Regions from separate parts of the Homo sapiens genome. Here region 2 is linked to region 1. The links are chromatin contacts, found by Hi-C or POLR2A ChIA-PET in ENCODE. All regions are on one chromosome and are shown on one strand. Each heading gives the region's core, a stretch centred on a gene start or an enhancer-like site at or near the end of the contact. The rest is flanking DNA. Distances are from core to core; before and after follow the strand shown.

Region 1 (5,269 bases), core at 1,031-3,530:
TTGAAATGTCTGTTGAAAAATCTCATGATACTTAGATGTTGACAGTTAATTTCATTTTTAAATATCTGTGTTATTAAGCAGGTCAGTAGGCCAAGTCAAACTGTGAGTCATGAGTCTGCTACCTCTCTTCTACAACCAGAAGAAGGAACAGAAATTACAGTATGGTGTTTCTATAAGATAAATGAAAGAAATCAGAGATTTTAATGAAGACCAATGTTACATTACTTAGACTGCTAACGAATACACATCAAATAACATAACCAAAATACATCTTGGCCAGAAGTAATATGTAAATTATGTATTTTTTTCATTCCAGTCAAAACATTAGTAACTGATTAAATTTGGAGCACTAGAGAAAAAAAAACCTGTTAAATTAAATATCAAATTAAAAGTCACTATATTACAAGTATTTATTTATCTATAAGAATGTAATTAATTTAATCTGAATTTATAATGAAAATGTTTCTGTGAATTCCAGAGACTCACTGTAAGTCATCAACACTGTAGATGCTTAGAAGCTATTCTCTGGCAGTTTCTTTTGCTATAGCTTCATGAATATTTGCTTTGAATAGACTAGCAAATATGTACAATAGAAAATAAAATTGCTACTGGGTAATTTCAGCAAATCATAAAATGGTGGCATTCAGTTTCCAACACTATGACATCCACATTATAAACTTCCTAGCAAAATGATTTAAACCATAGTGACAAAACTTGCACTTAAAAGAGAACATTAATTTTTTTTTCTTTTTTGTAGAGATGAGGGCTTGCTATGTTGAAAAGCCTGATTTCAAACTCCTGGCCTCAAGCAATCCTCCTACCTTGGCCTCCCAAAAAGTTGGAATTACAGGCATGAGCCACCACACCCACCCATTTAAAAATTTTTCTATAACCTTTTGCCAACTTAGAATATGCAAAAAAATTATATTTAATTATGATATGAATTTCACTTGTTTTCTGGGTAAATACATATTGCAAGGTTTCATATCTTGTTTCAAATTTCATTTAAATGAAAATATTTCAAATGTACATAGTTTGAGCCTTATAAATAATATGGCACACCATCAATCAATTTGCCAGAAAAGATCTTGATTTTGCTCTGCAGATGTCAGCTGAAAGCCTGAGCAGATAAATGAACTTAAATTTAATGAAATGCTTCAGAACTCAGCTATAGAATTTATGTTCTCTTTGTTAAATTGAAAAAATAACCATTGAAATCCTATTTTAGAATTATTTAAAAACTTGGGTCCAAAGTTTGAACTATAAATCCCTAGCTACAAAGGCAATTAATTTAGTTGTTTCCTCTTCTTGTCTATGAAAAATAATCTTCTCTTTATCTCTGGCCAGGAAACACAAGACAGAAACAGCTCAAGATCTGTGATAACTTATATAAATAGAAAGCACTCACTTTCTGAATATTATTTTGGCAATACATACAAGGGTCTCTAAATCAATAGGTTTTATTATATTGAAAAATCATACATCAAAAAGAAATGATAAAATGGCACAAATATTGCCATGCTATTATAAAGATACACTGTTCTATAGTGAGATTGGTCTAAAGAGAGCTGCTCCTGGAATCAGCAACTCTAACTGTGCCACTAACTGAGTGTCTATTTTTGAGCAGATGAGACTCTGGGCTGCAACAGTTTCCTTTATAAAATAAGAAATTTAACTGGATTATGTCAAAAAATCATGAAAATATTTTCCATATGTAAGCATTAGCTACATATAATATATACATATATTTAAATAAAAATATATACTTTTAATATTTTCAATTCATACGGAGTCTTTTTTAAACTGTTCCTGATCCCAAACTTTTATATCATGTCATATCTTATTTGGTCTTATCAGTGAGACACAGCAACATTGTCTAATACCTGAAATGAGAATTTTCAAATGTGTTTAGATTTCTCCAAGTTCTTATAAATTTCCTTTCACCCTTTTATTTTAACATTTTAGAGTATTTTCTACTTATTTTAACAAGATTGTAGTGCTATTTTAAAGAAATCCAAAGCAGAGAATACATACAGTTGTTTGATGAAATATTTATGTGTGTGTATGTGTGTCTATTTATATATATGTGTGTGTATATACATACATATGCACATGGCAATTTTAGAGTTTTTTTTTAGGGTACAAGTTGGGGAATTTTCAAGGATACCATGAAACTAGTTTTCAATGTGTTGCTCTAATGGACTAAAGAACAAGCTATGAAAATGTTCCCTAATATCATCATCAGCTTGGTTAGAAAATCCCCAATCATACCTAAATATGAAAAGGGTCAGAACATTGAGCGAGTTGCAAAATTCCCCCAAGCGGTTCATTTCATCATGACTCACAGTGCTTGAATAAGGCAAAGTCATTTCTTAACACACAAGTTACTGTAGAGGAAGATGAATGCCTATATTATCTCCTGACTAGCCCATAACATTTTTGGAGCTTTCTGTCTTCCTTAGGGTCTCTTTTCCAGTCAGCCTACATTCTTTCTTATAACATTCTTGTCTCTAGGTTACTTAAGAATATAAGAAAAAAAAAAAGTCCCCAAAGTTTTCTTATTACATATATTCCAAACAATAAAAACAAATGAAGATAGTTTGTTTTTTCAAAAAAGATTGTTTCTGTGTGTTTTATTCTCTAGTAAGTACCCCTTTCCCTGGCCCCCACCTAATCCATTTGCAATCACAGTATGCCTCCTCATTATCACACTCAGTGTCACAGTAAGACATTCAAAAACTTATTTCCTGTGCACACCAAGTTAAATGAGAAAGCCAAAATAAGGGAAATGCAAAACCTACTGTACATCATGATAAAGAAAGAAGAGAGGTTCATAAATCTATTTGGAACGTATTTTTGTTGTCATGTTGGTAATTTCTACACAGGTTACTGATTTCCATAGTTGCATAGCTGTTTACTCTTATTGCCTTCCATGCCCTTCTAGAATAAAGTTGAGTATGTAAAATTATGGTTGGGAACCTGATGCTTTTTGTAAACTGGGACTTTTGTAAATTGGGATCAACACAAATTTTTATTCAAGCCATAGGTATTGGAGTCATTATGCTTATTTCTTTAAAAAGAGGTCAATTATGCAGTATATTGCTGAGGCAGGAGGATAGGGTCTGGAGGCAGGGAACATAAGGCCAATTCACGCTGACTTCTTAGAACTAAATCAAATGGAAACACTTCAGCTATGACAAGAAATATCCTCTCCATTTACATAGGGCATACACCAAGTAACCAATGGAAACCTCTAGAGGGTATTTAAACACTAGAAAATTCTGTAGCGCAGTTATTGAGCTCCTATGCTTGGGCCCCCTCCCATCCTGTGGAGTGCACTTTCATTTTCAATAATTCACTGCTTTTGTTGCTTCATTCCTTCCTTGCTTTGTTTGTGTGTTTTGTCCAATTATTTGTTCAAGACACCAAAAACCTAGACACCCTCCACTGGTAACATAGTTCTGACACAATTTGTGGATAGGCATTACTGTAAATTCTTAGCCTATACTTTTAGCTGATCTTTAATACTGTTTGGAATCTCTTCTGTGAATCTCTAATCAGTGACAAATTACATGTCCCATCCACCAGAGGTATTACATGCATTTGCCAAATCCCTTGATCTAGCATTCCAAAACTACCTTGTCACTTCCCTATGTAATCTTGTTGGCTACCAAGCTGGTTTTGTTGCTTGAGGAAGCCCCTGCTTTGTTTTCTTCTTTGGAGCTTCAGACCTAGCGCAGTATAGCAATCTATACATGTTTATAGAAGGAATGAACGTGATACAGCAGGAACACTTCTATTCATATTTCAAAATGTGGAATTATGTGATTTCAAATATTTTACTACTTCAATAGAATTTTTTAATGAAAAATATCTGTATTTCACTTTTATTCAGTCTGATAGGAATTTGCAATTTGTACATTACTAAAATATTTGTATTTATATATTCTGTGTTATTTCTCATAAAATAATTAGCTTATTAATTTTGAAACTGACAGCAATTCTGGTGTATGCATCTGTTCCAGAGAAAACAGAAAGAGGAAATAATTGTGAGCTGAGCAAAGAACAAAATTTTAGCAACATTGATTCTTCCTGGTAGCGACGTTTATTAATGGAGACTTGCTGATGGATTATTTGATTATAGCACAGATGGATTCCACAAAGTATCAAGTTCCTTTTTTTAAAACAAAAACAAAAACAAAAGTTGACTATTAAGAAGCAAAAACAAAGCTGAAAATTTTGATAAACTGCCCACATCCCACCTCAACACTATCCCCAGTTTTTATTATTCTCAGATAGGGGCTATTAACATTTATAATGACTGTACAATTCTTTCAAGCAGTATTGAGAAACATATATTTTGGTATAAGGTTAGCTTGCCATATTGTAGATTTTATATGTGCCTATAAAATGGTTTTTGCAAAAAGCTCACTGAATTCTGTTGAGAGGAATATGATCATAATTTGAATAAAATGCAGAATCAGAACTTTAGCTGCAAGTAATGATTTTACTTTAATTAAGATTCACCAGTGAAAAGAAAAAAAAGTTAGTTTCTATTAGATCAAATTATCAAATATATTAATAGTGTAAAGTAGAATCTGTGCCATGCTAGATTATGTTATGATACATTCAGTCACATGATTCTTTTAGCTATTTAATTTCATCCAAGTTTGTAACTGATGCAAATATTGTTGAGTATCCAAAACAAGGAAGCTTTAAAGTTGAACTCAGTTGCTTGATGCTATAGCTTAATGAACACTGGTAAAGTTTGCTGAAATTTGTATAAAGGCCAAGGAAGCTCCTATTATAAAGGCCAATAATTTATTAAGGGAAATCCATATAAGCTATTTACCTAAGAATTCCTAATTACTTTATTATATCATCACTTTATCATTTTGTTTATTTTTTAAAGAAAGACAGTTTTCCACTGATTTTACTATCTCTAGAGTGACATCAAAAGGCAATATTTTCTTTAGGAGTGTACTTTAAATGACTAATTAGAGAATGGGAAAAGCAATATAGACCATACTTTCATTATGAAAACAATTTGATGTTGACAATAAAAGTTTATATTGTCTGAAACAAAATCAGTTTATTCTTAGTTAGAAATAAGGTAGCAACTGCCAGCACAATCTCCCTCTGCAACATATTCCATTCAGCTATCAACATGGTCACTGGAAGATGGTTTGGAGGATAAAAGTGGAAGCAGGTAAGAACTGAGTGTTTGTAACTGAGTTCTTAAGATGCTAGCATTCGACTTGTATTCTCA
Region 2 (5,269 bases), core at 910-3,409, 190 kb before region 1:
CCGGTTGGAGGACAAACCAGAGGGGTTTTCTCCTTCAAAGAGAGAAGGACCAAATCTAGGCTAACGGGGCCCTGAGGCTTATACAGTTTTGAGAGCTCTCTTTAAGAACAAAGACAGGGGGAAGGGATAGCATTGGGAGATATACCTAATGCTAGATGACACATTAGTGGGTGCAGCGCACCAGCATGGCACATGTATACATATGTAACTAACCTGCACAATGTGCACATGTACCCTAAAACTTAGAGTATAATAAAAAAAAAAAAAACAAAGACACAAAATTATAAATAAAAAATTGGATAAAATAATATTTCCTTAGAATGAGAAAAAAACTTTAAAAATTGCTAACTAAAACAAAATATACCATTGTCTTAAATAAAATTACATTGAATTGGATTGTTCAGAAAAATGTTGGAGGACTAGAGTTAGGAACAGCACCTTTGAGAGAGGAAAGGAAGCAGGATGAGAGAGACAGAAAGACCAATTGACCCAGGTTGACCTGTAGTGCAGAAGCAACAAAGGCTCGGTCCACTCCCCTGGGAACTCTAGAACTGAAATGGTCTATCGACTCTGTGCTCCTGGCAGGCAAGAACGTCAGGTCTTTGTACCTCACTAGTGACCTGGTTTGGAGGTGGGCTGCACTCAGAATGGGGTGTAATCTCAATCAAGGCAGCTGCTATCAGGCTGGGCAATTCCTGGAAGGTGCTGCAGCTATGAGCAAAAAGCAGCCACCACTTCCAGCCACTAGAAGAATGAAGGCCTCTGTTCTGAAAGACGAATCTGGGGATTGCATCTCTCTATATACTATAACCCAAACAGCCCAAAATTCGAGGAACACCATGTATATTTTAGTTGCACACTGTGAGAAACACATTCGCCTGTCCAAACCCAAAGAATGGACTCGGAGACACAGAGAACAGCAGAAGCGAGATTTTTAACAGCAGTCTTGCAAGATTGGGTGTCTGATAGGCAGGCACAGCTGGGGCAGTTACAGCAGGTAATTTACCTCCTAACATGCAAGAACCTCCCCCAGTTCCTCATTGGCCGAGTAATATGGGGTTACAGTCTTCCCGGATGTCACCTGCGTTTCATTATCCCCCTTATAAGGTTATACCCCCGTCCGTTTCCCCACTTAAGTTTTGATTTCCCAATAATGAAACTTTCTTCCTTTTTATGGGTTGACCCCTCCTCTACATTCTGTTCACTTATCGTGACCTTCTAGGTGCATGAGCCGTGCGGTTTGTCACGTCCACAGGCTGGTTGCCAGTACTTAGCTTTATTAGGCCTTGAAAATGGACCATTTAAAATGTTTTCTCACACACACTTTTTGATTACCTGTTTATTTGCCCACAATTTATAATATTATTTTCCTTAGAGAAAATAGAAGGATAATTTAGTCTTGCCTTTAAGAAAACTGTTCAAAATTACAGCTGCACTACTGTAAATGTGTTTTTCCCCTAAATTTGGAAAATTATTTGAAAATTTGGACAAATCTCTATCAACTTTCTTTTATATATGAACTGTAATATTTCAGATACTATGAGTTTCTTTGGCAGTGACTAAATTTAAATGTTGTTTGTAATGGTGACACTCATTCATCTATTAGTATTCAAATATTCCTTGTAGTGAGAGTTATGAGTTTTATGTTGAGTCCTGCCTCTTCATTTCAGGACACAAGGGAATTGGCACAGTAGTGGTGGGTACATTCTGGAAGCCATTTTGACACTGAGACAAGCAAAAACTTACCTATAAATGGAAATAACTGTAAAGCACAGATATGTACATCTTACTAATCCCAAATTAAATGTGTCTGTAGCTTAGCTGCATTCTCATAACGCCTGCAGCCACTGAGGCCAGCCCACACAAAAGGGCTGGTCCAAGAGAGAGACTGAAACTGAAGTCTCAGTAGCTTCAAAATAAATCTGCCTCCACCCCCGGGGCTAATCACTTTCTAAGCTTTTGGTTTATTCACTATCCCTCTACCCTATGGTTCTTGCTGCTGGATTTCACACACCGTCAGCCAACACCGTGAACAAATTACTGAAGTGCATCAGAATCTTGGGTTACAAGCTCAGTAAATATAGGGGAGACATGGAGATATAAAACTCCAGTTTCTCAGGTCAGGTTGGCCCTAGTTAAAGAATTACACAGTGTCAGTCAGGCACTCCCTGCTCTTGGCCCTGTGCCCAGCTCCTCTTAGAAATGGAAGTTCCTTTCATGTGTCCTTTTTAGGTAGGTTATAACTTCCTCCAAGACCGTGGCTATTTCTTTGGATTCAGTTATTGTCTAAGGAAGCACAGTATTTTCTGCCTGTACCCTCTGTTTCTCCTTAAATGCCTCTGGATTTCACAATGAAATTATTTTTCTCAAAGTCACCTGAACTCCCGCTACATAGTATCTCTGTGCACACCTCACAGAATTCTCAGAACTGGCTGTTCTTTCAGCGAACACAGCGTCTCTTGCTTACTCCCTTGCATTTCATCTGAATACACAAACACTCTTTCTCTTTAGTCAGCTCTTCGAAAAGTCCCAAACGCTTATAGGACTCCTCTTTTTAAAGCCCATTAAGGATAACTATAATAAATCCTATAAGAATCAATATCTAAGATCCCAAGGCAGAAGCTAAAAGTTGCTGCAAGCAAAGATCTGACGATGACATACATCTTTTTAGAATTATGCTTAGAGTTAGATGGCTTGAAGAAATCTAACAAATTACATTTCTGAAAGTTTTAACAGAAGAAAGTACCTATTAAATTTAAATTCTGTATCAACATTTAGTGTGATGACACTTTCAGTGATAATGTTTTTCAGGGTGCAGTAGTTTGATGCGTTTCTTTTGCTCATTGAAGGTCTTATTAATTAACTTTAAAAACTTTTTTCATTTTGATTCAACAAATATGGATAGTATAAAGATTATTAATGGACGAGATTATTAATTGACTCATTTCTTCCTTCTCTTGGATTCTTTGAGGTTGCTGACATTTTTACCCAATTCCATTTCACAGCCTTCTCAGATTCCTCAAATGTAAACATTAGACAGCTGGATATAAGTTGTTTTCAATAAAGGACATTTAGCTCTGAAATGTCTTCCTTGCTGTGACACTGTCAAGTCTCATATTCCCCACCTTTCTTAAAGGGGCACATAATGACTATATTTTTCATTTGGCTACCTGATATAGATGACAACTGAAGGAAAAGTATTTTAAAACTCATTTTATGCTAATATAATCACAACTCTAATTTTGGGGATTAATTTTATGTTAATTTTAGTACTGTTACCCTGAGGCATTTTGTGGGAAAGATGAAAATTTGAAAATGGAATAAATAAAAAAAGTATTTATTATCTGGTCATTCAATTATTTTTTTCTATTTTTACTTTTCTCTAACACATATGAGTACATTAAAATAATGATCAACTTTCTCAGCACGTATCAGCATCATTGACATAAAATGTTCCTACAGTCCTCCATTTATTAAAAAAAGTTCTCAAGTTCTCAATATGTTGGCAAATTAGAGGCTGTTTTAGCAAATCTAGTCCTATGTTCATAAAATAAAGAATATTGGAATTGTAGTTGCTTCAATAATAAAATCAATGGCAAATTGAAAAATCCTTCAAAACTCAAATAAGTTAATTATTAAGTTATCAACTTAAAATTAATAAAGGCAATCAATTGTCTCTTTTAGTCTCTCTTCATCTTACCCCACCATCCACATACAGAGACAATTAAGCTGCTAATTTAAATGCTTAGGACAAACTCAAAGAGGCACAAAAACTGCTTAGTTAGCCTGAGTTCATCACCTAGTGGGAGGGCAATGGCAGAAAAAGAAGGAATTGTCAGTTTTCTTTACTCTGCTCAGCATCTCTCATTGATTAAGATTCCTCAAGGGCAAGAACATTTAATGGGCTTCAGTGTATAATTTGTCTGTCTGCCTCTTCTCAGAATTCATTATATTAACATTCTTTCCTCTGTCACTTAGTTTCAGAGGTAAAGCAAGGAATGCTTCCTTTTTAGAGCTTTGCAGTTTGAGAATCACATCACTTCAAGATTCTTGATTAGTTTTTAGTTTCAAGGCAGAAAAAGCTTGGTGTTTTTCTTTGTCCACGTGTTTAATGTTGGTTTCATTTGACTTTTACTTGCAACCAGAATTTACAAGGGTTTGACTAGTGGTATGGTGGTAAAGTTGTAATGACTGGCAAACTTGTTGCCACCCAGAATCCCTCTCTCCATCCTAAAAAAGAGCCTATATTGGCTGGGCACGGTGGCTCACGACTGTAATCCCAACACTTTGGGAGGCCGAGGCGGGCAGATCACAAGGACAGGAGATGGAGACCATCCTGGCCAACATGGTGAAACCCCGTCTCTACTAAAAATACAAAAATTAGCTGGGCGTGGTGGCACGTGTCTGTAGTCCCAGCTATTTGGGAGGCTGAGGCAGGAGAATCACTTGAACCCAGGAGGTGGAGGTTTCAGTGAGCCAAGATTGAGCCATTGCACTCCAGCCTGGTGACAGAGCAAGACTCCGTCTCAAAAACAAATAAACAAACAGCTTATATTAGTAGCGTTTACTAATTTCCATAATGTATGTACTCTCACCATGTCTGATTTTGGGCAATAATGTGATGCTACTGAGTCTGGAGTTGGGAAGTGCTGGGCATGATCAGCTCTCCTTTGCCGGATACATTAGCTCCAGCACACCACTGTGTTTAGCCATTGGGGAGAAAGAGGAAAGGAAACCCCTGATGTTTGCCTACAGCCTGGATCAAAGGATTCTATGCTGAAGTTCTGTATATCCAACTGAATCTCTTATTACAGTTATCTTCTTGGAAATTGACATCATGTAACCCAAAGGAAATACACTCTCTAAAAAATAGTTGAACCTTGAGTTTTAGTCAAATAAATACATAAAATGTGTCTAATTAATTGTCTTTTAAAATTCTGATTGTGTCTCCTTAGAAGTAGCATCACTTACTTGAAAAGCAAGGTATGTTTGGTATGATTGAAGGAAAGTTCTACTGCCTTGAAAGATGAATTCTAAAAGAAGATATTCCTTTTTTTCCTTCCCAGGTTCCTCAAATTTTTCACATTAAATACCTTAGTTAATTAGAATCGTCATGCTTAAAGCTTTATTTCATAGAGCCTACAGCTGGAAGAGACCTTAGGTGATAAGGCAATGTTACACAAAACACTTTGAAAACTCTACAACTATTATAGTTGTACAACTAGTATATTTTATTATTTATTATCATAATATGCTGTTCAACCCAATA

What was found. A loop is a pair of places that touch in the nucleus more often than their neighbours do. ChIA-PET counts read pairs that join two places held with the same protein, here RNA polymerase II (POLR2A). Pooled maps may share reads with other maps.
Region 2: a map of Calu3 shows a loop between it and region 1 (1.9-fold over the local background). The contact joins two enhancer-like sites. A Hi-C loop is called at or near these places in 3 of 168 maps with a recorded cell type or tissue (Calu3, PC-3 and endothelial cell of umbilical vein), 3 of 37 single-sample maps with no recorded cell type and 4 of 50 pooled maps. POLR2A ChIA-PET finds 5 or more read pairs at or near these places in 1 of 52 experiments (activated naive CD4-positive, alpha-beta T cell).

Annotation. Positions count from the first base shown.
Region 1 is chr5:100,838,256-100,843,524 of GRCh38, forward strand. All of the region lies in intron 4 of ST8SIA4 (ST8 alpha-N-acetyl-neuraminide alpha-2,8-sialyltransferase 4), which reads right to left. Among named protein-coding and RNA genes, the nearest start is that of MIR548P, 24 kb to the left of the region's middle. RefSeq lists enhancers at 2,162-2,411, 3,326-3,545. Within about 2 kb of position 2,281, at least 5 of the 41 ENCODE cell types and tissues checked have a DNase peak (open chromatin) inside an H3K27ac peak, as active enhancers do.
Region 2 is chr5:100,645,657-100,650,925 of GRCh38, forward strand. No RefSeq gene overlaps it. Among named protein-coding and RNA genes, the nearest start is that of FAM174A, 110 kb to the left of the region's middle. Within about 2 kb of position 2,160, at least 4 of the 41 ENCODE cell types and tissues checked have a DNase peak (open chromatin) inside an H3K27ac peak, as active enhancers do.